Regions from separate parts of the Homo sapiens genome. Here region 2 is linked to region 1. The links are chromatin loops, found by intact Hi-C in ENCODE. Cell type or tissue: endothelial cell of umbilical vein. All regions are shown on one strand. Links, peaks and the distances in the headings refer to the core of each region. The heading gives the core; the rest is flanking DNA.

Region 1 (8,599 bases), core at 2,275-6,274:
AGACCCTTATCTATCCTCATCAGTATGATGTTTGCTGCTTACATCTGTCAAGTCAGGCAACTTATGAGGCACTCAGAGCCTCACAATCCACACTCACTGATGGAACAAGTAGATATTTCTCAAAGATGAGTAAGATTCTGTTTAGTTCTTTCCTTCAAAGAGACTTCTGAATAATAGGAAGAAGACAATCACTCTGATAATATTGTTCCTTGAAAGCCTGTTCCCAAGGCAAATGACCCATGAGAATGGAGCCTGCTGAGTGAGGGGGAAGAAATTGGATGTAGAGATACCATTTAGGAGGCCAATTCAGCCCTCTATGAGAGGCATAGTAAGGAACTTAATGTGAGGGCCACAGGGTGGGGAGAGGGGGTGGAAAGAAGGGAAGATGGGAGTTTAAAGTGTAGACTTAAAACAAACAGGGCTTGTCACATCATTGGATATTAGATGGGGTAGAAAGAGAAGTTCAACATGACCCTCGCATCTTGTGTGTTTAAAGAGATGATGGGGCCATTGCTCCATCAGTAAGAGCATGTTGGGGAATAGGGGGAGTTGATGAGCCTGGAATATTTTGAGTATCACTGTGACTAGATTATAGGTATCTTCATTCAGTGGTTTGCCCAAGGGAAAGGATTGTGTGATGTTCATGTGAGTAGTCCCAGCACCCAGCACAAAGCCTGATACTGAGAAATTTCTCAATAGATATCAAAGAACTGAACTGTTGACTTGAATGGCCCAGCACACAGATATGCCAGTCTGGTGCTAGGGAGAGGAGTGGATCTGCTGAGAGGTGAATGTTGAGGAGAAAGAGCATAGAGCAAAGAGGCAGAGGACAGCACCTTATACTGAGGTAGCCACACGGAATATGGGGAAAGGAAGAAAAACCCATGAAGGAAACTGAGATGGAACTTTAGAAAGGAGAAAAGAACTGAGAAAAATGCAGGGTCCCTGAAACATTGAGAAGAAAAAACTTCAAGAACAGGAGTTAGAGAATACTTTTTAAACAGGAGACTAAAACCACTAGCTGTTAAGGAAAATATGGAACAATTTAATTAATGTTAACATTTTCTGTCCTTCAAAAGTAACCATTAAGATAGTGAAAAGGCAAGCCACAGATTGGAGAAGATATTGACAACACAGGTAACTGACACTGAACATAATGGAGACTATATGAACAACTACTACAAATAAATAAGAAAATGAAAGGCAGTACAAAGGATAAACAGGCAAGAGACTTGAAAAGGTACTTTATAAATAAAGAATATCCAAATGTCCAAAATGTGTGAAAGGATATCAACTAACAATCATTGGAAAGCAAATTTAAAATATTATACAACTACCTTTATGGCCAAAATTAATAAGACTGATTATGCCAAGTTTTGGTGAGGATTTAGAACTATAGAAACTGATATACTGCTGGTGGGAGTGTAAATGAAGACAAACACAACACTCTGGAGAACTGTGTGGCACTGTTTACTAAAGTACTGGATAATGCAATCTATTCCTCAGTAATTCCACTCTTAGGCATATCTCCAGAAGAAATGTGTGCCCACACATCAAAAGACATACACAAGAATGTTTAGAGCAACACTATTCATCCTACCTCCATCTGGAAACAACGCAAATGGCCATCAACAGTAGGATGGATAAATAAATTGTGGTATATTGTGTGAAACACTATAAGAGCAATAAAAATAACTAAACTGCATCTAAATGCAGGAAAACAAATAAATCTCACAAATATAATGTTGGCTGAAAGAAGCCAGATCCAAAATATTATTATAACCAAACAGAATATACTGTTTGGGGCCAGGCACAGTGGCTCATACCTGTAATCCCAGCACTTTGGGAGGCCGAGGCAGGTGGATCACCTGAGCTCAGGAGTTCGAGACCCTCCTGGCCAACAAGGCGAAACCGTGTCTCTACTAAAAATACAAAAAATTAGCCAGGCATGGTGGCGGGCACCTGTAATCCCAGCTACTTGGGAGGCCAAGGCAGGAGAATCACTTGAACTCGGGAGGTGGAGGTTGCTGTGAGCCGAGATCATGCCACTGCACTCCAGCCTGGGTGACAGAGTGAGATTCTGTCTCAAGAAAAAAAAGAATATACTGTTTGGTTCCAATTGATAGACAAAACTAAGTATTTAGGGGTGCACACTAGTGGCAAAAGAGTAAGAAAAGGCAAGCAAGTAAGTGATGTAGAAACAAGGGTAGTGGTTGCCTTGAGGAGGGCAGGATGGGAACTGGAAGGGTCGCAGCTGGGAGACTGGCATTGTTTAATTTCTTGTCCTGGGAAGTGATTACATGGATAACAATCCATCAAGCTGTGTATTCATGTAGCTTGCACATTTGTATACATATTTTATTTTAGAGGAAAAAAAATTTTTAAAGAACAGGATGGTAAAAAAAATTACAGCTATTTCAGTGTGGGGTTTACGTGGATAATAGCAGAGGACAGACTCTTGGCTTTATGGGTTACTTTTAATTTTCCAAAGAAGAGTTTCAGTAAGACAGGACAGAAGCTACATTTTAAGGGGTTAGGGAAGAAATTGGTTTTAAGGAAATGGAGGTCAATAGTAAAGACATGCAAAGGTTTTTTTGACAAAATGAAGGAGAAAGAAGAGGAGGCAACTTGATTGGGTAGAAAGTTTCCACTTTATTTTTAAGGCTATAAGTGTCTTCAATATAAAGACAATCTGGAGAGGTGAAAAATTCAAATGATAGCAAAGATAATTGATGGATAAGGTAAATGACATGTGGCAGTATTGGCTGTCATTGAGGGGTTACTTCCTAAGTGGTAAACATAAAGGAAGAGCTCTCAAGGATGGAAAAAAGGGGGGTCAAAGAGGAAAACTGGGGTTCAGAGGTCCCCCTTCTGCTCAGTGACACAGAAGGTAAGAGGTGCTAAAGCAGCCTTGAGGACCTGAGAAAGGTATACATGCCCTACGTAGACCCCAGGGTCTGTAGGTGGCATCTCAGGTCTAGCTGAAGTTGGTAGGAAGAACTTGGGTGGATTTGATCAGCAAGGCTTTTGAGGTTCTCTAGCAAGTACAACAGATTGGAAAGAATAATGATGAACTGGACAGTGTCATTTATCATGGTCCATACATTGATGGTAAGGGCAGGCACTGCTGTAGCTATATTTGCAGGGAAAGTTCAGAAAGCTGAAGAGATCAGAAAAATGATATTCCCTTGTTCTTCTCAACAAAATAACAGAGAAGATTATTTGCTGAGGGTGGAGGGATTGAGAGCTTTAAAGAAACTGATAAAGTTTGAAAGAGTCATTGAAGGCAATGAAAGAAGAGCTGATCAAAGTCAAGTTCAAGAATTGACTGACAAGGCAACACGGAGAGCCAGGCTGAGGTTTGGAGCCATGAGTCTGCTGTTGCATGAATCTGCAGGCTGTGTTCCCAAAACACCAAAGGTTCAGTCTAGGTCCTGCTGCTCACCTCACAGAAAGCCAATCACTGAGACAAGAGTATTTCCAGAGAAGAAGGCTTTAATTAGGTACTGCAGCTGGGAAGATGGGACGTCAGTCTCAAATCCATCTCCCTGACCAACTAAAACCAGGAACTTATATAGCAGGGAAGAAATGTAACATGCAGGAAAACAGGAATTAGGGAGGGGTAGGGAAGAGGAGTTGGTCAACAGAAAGCAAGTGGTCAGATAGGCAATCATGATGGGTGAGGGGTCTGGAATGTTGTCCAGATGGAGTGAACTGGTACGTTCCAGTTCCTTGATGCTATCTGGGAGGACTGATGTTTGGTTTCCTGGGAAAGAACTCAGATAAGACAAATTTATCTTCCTTAAGTTTTAAGACTGGAAGAGTCAATTTTTATGTTTATTCAAAAGAAACCATAGTATCAGTTCTATGGGTCAAGTGAAATCAGTTGAATGGGACAATTGGACTTGTTTCAGTTGTAGGATTTTCTCCTCAGCTTCTTGGAGAAGGAAAAATAAAACTGCAGTACTAATCCCATACCATGTTTTGCTAGATGAATATAGCAAGGGACAGGGTGAAGAAGTGGTGGCAAGAAATTAGAAGATACTGGCAGAAATTGGTTTAGGATCTCACCATGTGGCCCAGAATTTGAAAGAAAAGATAAAAGAGGAATTTCTGGATAAAATGAACCTCGATAGTCAAAGAACAAAGGCAAAAGAAATAGAGTCATGAGAACACTGGAAATTTTGAATATTGCAATCTGGGAGGATATTAAGATAACTGTTCCAACTAGTGACAGTTTCTAGGGTGTAAATGGATGGCTGAAGTAGAAACAAGGTCATTAAAAGAAGTGGTCTAGGAACTGAAAGGCTAGGTGATCAGATAAGCCTAATGGATGAATGTTCATAGGATGATAAATAGGTTTCAGATTTTATGCCAACTCAGCCTGAACATTCTGGCTGCCTCAGTGCAGTATTGAGAGGGATTCTGAGGCCATTTTAAGGGCCAGACAAAAAGAGTGCAGGAGTTGGCATGTAGAAGAAAACAGAGTAAGGTATGACTCAGGAATTCAAAGAATGAGAGGTAGTGACTAGTTCAAGAAGAATTGCAGGCATGCAATAAATATTAATCACCAAGTTGATATTCTTTTCTTTCCAGTCAGGCTATATTTCTTCTCTTATCTCTCTTCAACTAGTTACCACCATGAACCCAAATCCCCATTCATTTTAAAGATGGCTTAAAATCTTCCTTTGCCAGCACTTTTTGAGTTTTGTCCAATCAGAGGTCACTCAGTGGAAAACTGTACAGCAACATCCATACACACTTAAGGAATTCCAAGCCATTCACATTGAACCCACATGGTCTCTTAGGAGTGCTCCCAGGGTTGTGTAGAAGAAAAAGAAAGCAAATTGGACCCTTTACAGAAAACACATTTTTATTATCTGTGAAACTCAACTGGCCATTTAGAGTATGATTGTTCTGTACTTGGAACAGTGGAAAGATGGGCCAAGTTATAACACATTAAGCATGCATATTATTTCAATTAATACTCATGATGGCCCTGTTGATGAGATATTATCACTACCATTTATTTAACAAAGTATTTAAAATACTTTGTTATTTTAAATTAAAATTACATCTTTCATGTAACAAAATACAGATGCATGGATAGCATAAATTAAAAGTCTTTTTCTCAACACATCTTACACCCTTGTCCATTTTGTTGACAGAGACAGTCCCTTTGAGATTAAAACACTTGTCAAAAGTCACATAGGGAGTGGAAGAGGTAGCAATGAAAGCCATGTTTGTCTAACTAAAGACACTTTAATCTTTGTTTTATTACTTAAACACCATTGCCTAGTACTAGTCTTTTCAGGAAGGATATTACAATGAGCAGAAAAGATAATAAGCGGCGATCATGAAGACTACTTATTATTAACTAAACAGAAAGATGAGGCAATGTCAAGTGATATGGTTTGGCTCTGTGTCCCCACCCAAATCTCATCCTGAACTGTAATAATCCCCATGTGTCAAGGGTGGCACCAGGTGGAGATAATTGAATCATGGGGGTGATTCCCCCATGCTGTTCTCATGATAGTGAGTGAGTCCTCACAAGATCTGATGGTTTTATAAGGGGCTTGCCCCTTCACTCAGCACTCATTCTGTCTCCTGTGGCCCTGTGAAGAGGTGCCTTCTGCCATGATTGTAAGTTTCCTGAGCCTCCCCAGCCATGTAGAACTGTGACTCAATTAAACCTCTTTTCTTTATAAATTACCCAGTCTCAGGTATTTCTTTATAGCCACGTGAGAACAGACTAATACATCAAGGAAAATGGAAACTGACACAAATGTAAAAATTCTATTGAGACAGACTGACCTAAGCTGGTTCTGTCTATGGTTCTGGACTTGCTTATAAAAGCAAGTGACAACAGCAAAAATATGGAATCAATGTAAGCGCCCAACAATGGATGAATGGATAAAGAAAATGTGGTATACATACAGAATAGAATATTATTCAACCATACAAAAAGAATGAAATCCTGTCATTTGTGACAACCTGGATGAATCTGGAAGACATTTTATTAAGTGAAATAAGCCAGATGCAAAAAGACAAATACTATATGATATCACTCATATGTAGAATCTAAAAAAAATTGAAAGGCTAGGCATGGTGGCTCACGCCTGTAATCCCAACACTTTGGGAGGCCTAGGAGGGAGGATCACTTGAGATCAAGAGTTCAAGACCAGCCTGGCCAACATGAGGAAACCCCCATATCTACTAAAAATACAAAAATTAACTGGGCATGGTGATGTGCACCTGTAATCCCAGCTACTCGGGAGGCTGAGGCACAAGATTCACTTGAACCTGGGAGGAAGAGGTTGCAGTAAGCCAAGATCATGCCACTGCACTCTAGCCTGGGTGACAGAGTGAGACTCCGTCTCAAAAAAATAGATATCATAGAAGCAGAGAGTAGACGGGAGGTTGAGGCAGGAGGATCACTTGAGCCCAGGAGTTTGAGGCTGCAGTGAGCTATGATTATGCTGCTGCACTCCAGCCAGGGCAACAGAGTGAGACCTTACCTCTAAAGAAAAAAAAAAAAAGAAAGAAACAGAGAGTAAACAGTGGTTACCAGAGACTAGAGAGGGGAGTGGGGAAGAATGGAGAGAGAGTGGTCCACGGTACAAAGTTATAATTAGATAGGAGGAATAAGTACCGCTGTTCTATTGCACAGGAGGGTGACTGTTACAAAATAGCTAGGAGAGAAGCTTTTGAATATTCTCACCACAGAGAAATGATGAATGCATGAGGTGATGGATATACTAACTACTCTGATTTTATTGTTATACAACATATATATGTATTGAAACCCTAAATTGCACACCATAACTATGTACAATTACAATGTGTCAAATTTTTTTAAAAAGGCAATTGAACATATAGTTGACTTTCACTTCAGCCAAAGATGGAGTAATAGGGACAGGACTTACTTTCCTCCTGAAAAAAATCTGGAGAAAATATATGAAACAACCAAGACCATGGACATCAGCAATGCAGGACAGTAATTCCTATGGACAGTTGCCCTAGGTTACCGCCTGGAGAGAATGTCCAAGCTGTGCCACAGGGAAGTGGAAAGCAGAAGGGCCCAGTGTTCTCTCTGAGTGGAGGAGATGAAGCAGGGAGTCTGGGAAGGTGGAGTCAGCTGGAGTTCTTGGGGCAGAGTTGCAGAGAGGAAAAATCTGCATGCTAAGGGAACTCCAGAGGTCTGTGGAAGGTTCCCTTTGGGTCTTTAGCTCCATACTGATTGGCACATGTAAGATAAGAAACTATCTGAGGTCGGTATACAAACCAACCAACAGGATTAGAGGGAACATAGCTGAGGCTCACACAGAACCAGGAATAATTTCTGATCTACCAGCCACAGTACAAAACCTCTTAATTCACTGGGCATCAGATGGTGTATTGAAAAGGTCTTTGCCTCAAAAGAGGAGCAAAATTAGGTCTAGAATAAATGATGCTCTGGTCTCACCTAAAGAAAAACCTTAAAATCAAGACCCAGAAAGATCAAAGTGTGTCTAGATAACTTAATTGTTAGGACAAATCTCATGCATGTTTATAGGAATATACAAATATTCAGCACTCAACAAAGTAAAGCTGCCAATGTCTAGCATCCATTCAAAAATTATCCAGCATGCCTCTTCCTCAATCCATGTTTTCAGTTCTGATCCATCTGTTCCATATTATTTCCAGCTGTACCTTAGGTAGCAAATGTTAAATGTGTCTTTCCTCTCTGCCACTTTCTCTGAATTCTTAGCAGCTTTCACTAGGATTTTGAAACTGCATTCCTGTACCCAAAGACCTCTAGGCCTCACTTGGTTTCTCTCCACTCTCCTGCTAACATAGCCTGAAGCCACCTTTTAGAGAGGATACAAACAAAAACAAAAACCCAAAAACAAACCAAAAAAGGAATGTTGTAGGCCCCAGCAATTTCTTGGTGTAATTCATTTACTAAGAACTGCTCCTTTGGGGACGAATAATCCAGCTTGTCTGACAATTTCTATGTATTATATGCCACTCAGTACAAAGTGTAGTAGTTTAATGACAGGAAGATTTGTGTTGTGAGTAATCTGAGCAAATGTTCCTCAAAGCCACAAGAAGCTTAGGGTTTAAAGGCAAGAAATTTGGGAACGTTTTAAATGTGACTCATCCAGGTAAATAGGACCACAAATATAAAATTCAAAACACATGCTCTAAAAATATCCACATCTTCACATGAAGCATGCTCTCCTTATGTAATAAGGCATGTCTTTTAGATATTTTTCAGAAAGAATCTGATTTCATTCTTGAGAAAAGCTATTAAATTCTAAGATCTGTGCTTTGTGTGATCTCAGTCTCCTGACTAAAGCCTCAGGCAATAATAATATATCAAAAACAAAATCGGCATTGAAAAGATTTTAAAATAGAGGGAACTGCAATAATCTCTTCCTTCCTGGAGGCAGGTCTCTCAGGCTAGGGATGGAGTCACAGGATTCACCTAGAAACGCTTGGTATCCTTGGGATGTCCTCTTAGGTAAGAAAACAAACAAACATCCAAGTATTTGTCAGATTCCTACCACGTGCCAGATTCTGTGTTGTGTGCCAAAGGCTTGGAATAAAATGAAGC
Region 2 (7,189 bases), core at 634-4,633, 220 kb after region 1:
GTGCGTACCACAACGCCTGGCTAATTTTTGTACTTGTAGTAGAGCCAGGGTTTCACCATGTTGGCCAGGCTGCTGTCGTACTCCTGACCCCGCACTTTGGGAGGCTGAGGTGATCCGCCCGCCTCGGCCGCGGCAAGTGCTGAGATAACAGGCGTGAACCTCCGCTCCCGGCCTATTTTTTCAATACAGAGAATTATTCTGGTTCTCATACACCTCCCAGCTTCTCATTCCCTGTCACGTTCTAATGGCTCTGTTTTTATTTTAACTCTCCTTTACACCGGAAGATAGGTCAATCCTCTTGAGGGACAGTGGAAGGATACAGCTAAGATATAAATAATAAAGATAGGCAGAGCAGCAAAATGACAAGTCAGTAAATCTGATATGATTGGGATTTGATAAACCTCAAACTGGCATCGAGCCCCCAAGGAGAAGGAAGCCAGGCCAGGAGATTTAAAGCCCTTGTGAGAATCACAATGCGCCATCTGCCACAAACACCTCCACAGATTTATAGTCCACAGAGACAGGTCCACTAGCAGCTCCTTGTCTCCCCTTGAGAAAGAATCATAAAACTCATTTTTAAAAATAAGGTGCAAGGACTCACATGCCGATACTTTGTAAAAATGGCTCTCCTATTGCCTTTTCCTCTTCCTTCCTTTTCTCTTGAGTAGCAATCTACGGTATCTTCCCAGAATTGCTGGAGTAGGCCAATGGACAACTTGAGAAAGGAAAACCTCCGGCTTTTTGCAAAAGCATGAGGCTTTTCTGGGTTTTAGGGTGGCAGATCATGTGGGCCAACCCATGTACTGACAGCAAATGTCTTGGTCTCTTCGAATATTTCAGGAGAAGTGGGAATTCTAACTTATATTGGGAATTCTGTGTACCAATGCGTGCTATCATAAGAAAAGCATTACATTAATATCATACGTGTAGAATAAATAGTGCTCACATAGGACACAAAGACAGACTACAAGCATGCAACCAGAAAGTGTGCTGGTTTGTATTTAACGTCTCTTTAATTTGATAAGGAAAATAAGCTGAGTTTATTAACCTCCTGTCATGTCTTCTCTTTCCTGTTGGTTTTACCATTTATCCCCTTCTCCTGAAGTTATCCTCTCATAAGCACTAATACACTAATAGTTGAGGTTTCTTCAGAATTGAGGAGTTTTCTCTCCTATTGATGAAAATAAATTACTCACATGGATGAATTTTGGGAATACTTGCAATTCTATTAATGTGATAGCAATTACCTCCAAACTTTTTTGACAGAGAAATTGACTCACCATGAGTTTCTAGATCTAAACATGTTATCATGTGGAACAAAATGTGGATAGTAGGACAAAAGGCAGCCATATACCCAAAGGGTTCCACAGAAGGCACAGGGCCAGTGCATCAGATTAATGAAGACTACACAGTTTTCAATAGATCTCATCCATTTTGACCCAGTCTCCCAGACCACAGTGATTTTTGTGAATGAATTACCTGTGTCTTATTCTTCACAGGATACATTACATCTGGAAACCAGAGCCTGCCACCTACCCCCATCACAGTGCTCATGAGCAGTATATAATCTAGACTTTTCCACTGCTCACATGGAGAGCCTGAAATTGGTCCAGACTGTGTTATGCTGGAGCCAGCTCACACCAGCTGCCAAGAGTACTAATGGTGCATACCTCTTTCCAGCTTTACATTCAATGATGTCATGCTGTTAACTTGGCATCAGCTATGGAGGGCCTATGTGTTTGTTGTTGTTACCATTGTTCAGAGAATTAGTTGTTAAACCTTTACCAGCACATCACTAGGCCACCTCCACTAAAGACCCTGGTCCTGCCCAGTAATTGAGGCCTTCACCACAGCACCAAGCACAAGAAGAAAAAACCCTACCTCTCCCCAAAACAGGATTCCTCCTCTCCACATAACACTTCTCTATACTGTATGACTGACTTATCTAGCCACTGAGGCCATTTGGAATCCTCCCAGAGCCCCTAGTCAGGCCAGGACCAAAATATCATAACTTATGCCAATGTTAGCATATTTATAGCAGGTTTCTTCAAGCAGGCCTCTCACTCTTATGATTGTTGGTCACTAAACTAAAGGAAGTGCTGCTCCAGTGTCTTTTTTCCACTTTCACATCATCATCCCCATATTGTTTCACCTTTGGCAAAACTTCCCACTGCTTCTCCATACAACAATAATCAAACTCTCCTATATCTTCATCCTTTTAAATACACGGTCCTTTTCTCCTTCTGGTCTTAATTAAAACCTGGCTCACCTGAGGGTGAGTCCAGTCTCCACAACTGCACATTTATCTCCAGCAATAATTGCTGCTTAGTTGCAAGAATGAAGTAAAGAGAAAGTTGAGATTAACTTAGATTTAACTTTTTCCAAGCAGAGGGAGAAAAAAGTAATGGGGTTAAGAGTGTTTTCAAAGGAAGACTAAACTGTGCTGAATCACATAATCTAGGCTGAATAAGAAGGGAAGTGAAACACAAGAGTGACGATGACTCATGAAAAGTGGTGGAATCGGTAGAAATTGGAATTGTCAATCAGGTCAAGATATCATTGCAATAAAAATACTGGGAAAGTTAGACAGAAAGCTAGGAAGTGATGGAAATGATAAAGAGTGGGATGTTTGAAATAAAGATTTCAGAAGTAGTATAGCAATCAATAACATTCAGTTTAGACTTGAAACCTGGTTCAGCCACTGACTAGCTGTGAGACCTTGAGTAAGTTCCATAATTTCTCTGAACATCGGTTTCTCCACTTTAAAAATAATAATACCTACTTCAAAGGATTGTTGTCAAGACTAAAGGAGATGCATATTAATTGCCTGGTACATTGCCGAGCACATAGCACTAAATAAGTGGTTTTTATTATTTTGTGCCAAACCCTAAATTAGGTGCTTTCCAGAGAGTGTGGCCCTTAAAACTCTTTATCTCTTTAAAGTAGGTTTTATTATCTCCAATTTCACATACGTGGAAAATGTGTAAACCGAAGTTTAAATGACAGAACCCACATTCAAATCTGTTGATAGATAGGTTGAGAGATAATGTCAACAACTCTCAACCCTGGCTATGGGTTTAAATCACTTGGGAATTTTTTTTCTGTAATAATGAAAAATGGATGTTGGAGTTCAGTTTTATTGAGTTATAATTACATATCATAAAATGCATCCTTTTTTATATACACTTCTATGAGCTTTAGTAAACACATATAATCGTGTAAGCTTCACCACAATCAAGATGCAGAAGAGCTCCATCACCTCCAAAATAATTTCTCCAGGCTGCCTCTTTGTAGTTAATCCCTCCTCCCACTCCCAGCCCCTGGCAACCACTAATTTGTTTTCAGTCCCTATCGGTTTGCCCTTTCCAGAACATTATGTAAATAGAATCATTCAGTATATAACCTTTTAAGTTTGCTTTCTTTTGCTTAGCAAGATGCATTTGAAATTCATTCATGTTGTTGTGTGTATCAGAAGGTTGTTCCATTTTCTTGCTGAGTAGTATCCCATTGTATGGCTCTACTACCATTTGTTTATCCTTTTACCAGTTGGAGGACAACTGGGTTGTTTCCAGTCTTTGGCCGATGTAAATAAACTCACTGCAAGTATTTACATGTAGGTTTTTATATAAACACAAGTTGTGGTTTCTCAAGTAAGTACTTAGGAGTGAAGTTGTTAGTTTATATGGTAAGTGAATGCTCAACTTTATAATAAATAGCCAAGCTTTTTTCCAAAGTAGCTGTATTATATTTGACTTGCACAGGAATATGTGAAAGTTCCAGTTCTTTGCCAGCACTCAGAATTGTTAGGTGTGGTTTTTCATGGTTGTTTTGTTTTTTGTTTGTTTGTTTGTTTTGCCATTTTAAAAGGTATATAGCAATGTTTCAATGTGGTTTTAATTTGCATTATGCTAATTACTAATGATGTTGGACATCTTTCTATGAGTTTATTTGTCATCCATGTGCTCTCCTTGGTAAAGTGTCTATTTAAATCTTTTGCCCACCCCCCACCTTTTTCTTTTTTTTTTGAGATGGAGTCTTGCTCTGTCTCCCAGGCTGGTGTGCAATGGCACGATCTCGGCTCACCACAACCTCCACCTCCCAGGTTCAAGCGACTCTTCTGCCTCAGCCTCCCGAGTAGCTGGGACTACAGGTGCATGACATCACACATGGCTAATTTTTGTATTTGTAGTTGAGACAGGGTTTTACCACATTGGCCAGGCTGGTCTCGAACTCCTGACCTCGTGATCTGCCTGCCTTGGCCTCCCAAAGTGCTGGGCTTACAGGCATGAGCCCACGCCTAGCCCTTTTGCCCATTTTGTAATTAGGTTCTTTATTTTCTTATTAATCACTTTTAAGCATTCCTTATATATTCTAGAGACAAGTCCTATATTAGGTATGTATTTTTGCAAATACTTTCTCCAGTTTGTGGCGTGTCTTTCAATTTCTGTTTATCTCTTTTTAAAAATACTGATGCCCAGGCACCACCTCCAGAGTTTCTAATTCAATTGGTCCAGGGATTGGAATTTTTAAAGTTCCCCAGGGAATTCTAATTCTAATTACTTTTGCACCAACATAATGGAAACTATTTGGACAGCACAATCTTAAGAGAGTTTTTGGCCTTGCCGCACCATTCCCCATGCTATGCAAACCAGCTTATAACATGAAACAAATCTGACTCACAGAGCAATCTATTTTCTTTACAATTTGTCAAGCTGGGAAGTTATAGCAACTTGCCAAGCTCCTCCCACTAGTCCTGCCCCAACGTTATAATTGCCCACTGCCCTGTCACAGGTGGAAGAAAACTTATCAGAGGAAGCAGCTTGTGCTTTGTCCAAAAGGTCTTATCTACTCTTCAATAGCTCAGTAGGCCACAACCAGACCCCATAGCCATGCCAAACCTAAAAGCCCTTTTGTATATTGCAGATTGTATAAACTAGATAGAGGAAATAGGTTTCTTTTCATCATGGTTCCCACCTACAGCCTTTTGGAGAGACTGAAGGGTGGAGGCAGGATGGTTTACAGAGGTTCTCTAATGTAGTTGGCTATGGATGAAACAAAGCAAAGCCATCGTGCCAGTGACATCCAGCCATTCAAAGCCCCAAGAGGCTCTTATTTGAGTAGTGGAAGAGAGGCAGATTAAACTTTTTTTCTAAATTTATATCCAGTCCTCTTTTAACATTATTAAAATTGTTCCTCAAACAGAATATAGGTCTGAATCACTCCTAAGTTCATACACTGTCTATAATAACCCTTCAAGCCCATTTCCCAAATGTTTTTGGTAAGGATTCAACAACAGTATGCATACACAGCATCAGTCCTTTCCCTGGTACACAATACTTACAATTTTTGTCATCTACTCATAAGAAATGTTTGGCAAAAATCTAATAAGATAAGGTTCAGTAAAAATGTATTGGGCTCCTACCATGTATCAGTCCTGAGACAGTACCAAAAATAGGCAAGAAATTGCCTCTTCTCTATTTCCAAAGGACCCATTGCTATTGGGTCCCATTGCTCATTGATGGAGATGAATGCTAAATCTGATAAGTGACTATGGCAATAATAGTCATAACAATGTAATGGTCATAGTGGCAACTACCACTTATTGAGTACCTACTTTGTACCAAAAGAGTTCTAAGTGCATAACCCATTATTTTACTTAATCTTCACAAAAACCATATGTGACAAGTGGTGTTACACTTACTGCATATTACAGATGAGAAAACAGAGGATTCTGAAAGGTTTGGCTCCTTTGCTTAAGGCTCCTGCTTAAGAGGTGACAGCGTAAGGAATGGAGTGAAAGCAGTCTGACTCCAGAGCTCACTTTTTAATCATTCTGCTACTCTGCTACTGTATTAACAGATTATATTACATTCAATTGCAGACAACAAAACACCAAAATAAGGGAGAATTTCATTTCTGTCCTGTGTACAAGAAACCTGGAGAGAGGCTGCTCTTGTGGCCTCTCAGACATGGGGACAGAGGCCCCTTTATTTTTCTGCTGTGCCAGTCAGACATTTGGCTTCCATTGCAAGATGACTCAAGACCAAAGACGGCTGCTGTAGCTCCAGTCAGTATGTCTGAGTTCCAGAAGGCAGAAAGAAAAATGGAAAGTTGGGGCAGGTGATTCCTTACCTTTCGGTCCTCTTTTTTTGTTTGTTTGTTTCATTTTTGAGATAGAGTCTTGCTCCGCTGCCCAGGCTGGAGTGCAGTGGCACGATCTTGGCTCACTGCAACCTACACCTCCCCAGTTCAAGCGATTCTCCTGCCTCAGCCTCATGAGTAGCTGGGATTACAGGCACCCACCACTATGCCTGGCTAATTTTTGTATTTTTAGTAGAGACGGGGTTTCATCATGTTGGCCAGGCTGGTCTGAAACTCCTGACTTAGGTGATCTGCCCGCCTTGACCTCCCTAAGTGTTGGGATTACAGGCGTGAGCCACTGCGCCTGGCCCCTTTCTGTCCTCTTTTCAAGAATCTTTCTTATAAGTCCTTCCCCATTTCTCCCACTGACATTGGCCTAAACTTGGACATCTGGCCACAGCCATTGAGGCTGAGAAGTATAGTCCTCTAAATGGGTATATTGCCAACTCCAGAATTACAGAATTCTGTTGATAGGAAGGAAAGGAAAAGCTGGCTGTCACTGCCACATCTATAAGGCATGCAAAACCCTGAAGCCTTCCAGTTTGCTGAGGTCAATTTTTTCTGCAATATTTAAATAAAATTGGTTCTGATTCCCAATTTACGATGGGAAGATCTAAGGTCCCCCTCAGTAAATCTAGGGAGTTGTGAAGCTGACCTTCCACTTCACTATTCTGGCTCTAAGTCTCTGCTTCTACAGAGTCTCTGTTTCCACTTTGCATTTTACCTCCTACCTGCTGTCCCCTTTCTTTATCATCATTATCAAACTCATCTCAAAAAAGCGTCAGTAATGCAAGATTGTGTGTGCCATAGACTTTTATGGAAAGTTTGGACCAGAGATGGGAGATATAGTACAGTCAATCCCAGCAAACAGCAAGCTCACACTTGAATATAGGACACTCCAATTCTCTCTGCCTTTAGGGAACATCCACCAACCCTCTCTTCTTCTTGGCACCAGCTTTTAGCCCCATGGATGGGCAGCCTTTCTCCCATAACCTCACCGTCTGCTCTGCTCATTTTTAAGCTCTAAAACTCTGTCCATATCCTACCA

The links. A loop is a pair of places that touch in the nucleus more often than their neighbours do. Peaks named below come from ENCODE experiments on the same cell type or tissue, not always from the same donor. Only the 100,000 strongest peaks of a DNase experiment are listed, where the experiment ranks them.
Region 2: it touches region 1 in a loop (2.7-fold over the local background); 1 of 110 quality-filtered maps calls a loop at or near these places.

What each region holds. Positions count from the first base shown.
Region 1 is chr3:170,741,442-170,750,040 of GRCh38, reverse strand. The region is part of intron 5 of SLC7A14-AS1 (SLC7A14 antisense RNA 1); the gene reads right to left. Among named protein-coding and RNA genes, the nearest start is that of RPL22L1, 120 kb to the left of the region's middle. In endothelial cell of umbilical vein, for the core only: no CTCF peak of the experiment used is centred there; a DNase peak (open chromatin) is centred at 4,600; H3K27ac peaks cover 3,652 bases.
Region 2 is chr3:170,518,757-170,525,945 of GRCh38, reverse strand. All of the region lies in intron 2 of SLC7A14 (solute carrier family 7 member 14), which reads left to right. All of the region lies in intron 2 of SLC7A14-AS1 (SLC7A14 antisense RNA 1), which reads right to left. Among named protein-coding and RNA genes, the nearest start is that of SLC7A14-AS1, 55 kb to the right of the region's middle. In endothelial cell of umbilical vein, for the core only: no CTCF peak of the experiment used is centred there; DNase peaks (open chromatin) are centred at 1,715 and 2,495; H3K27ac peaks cover 798 bases.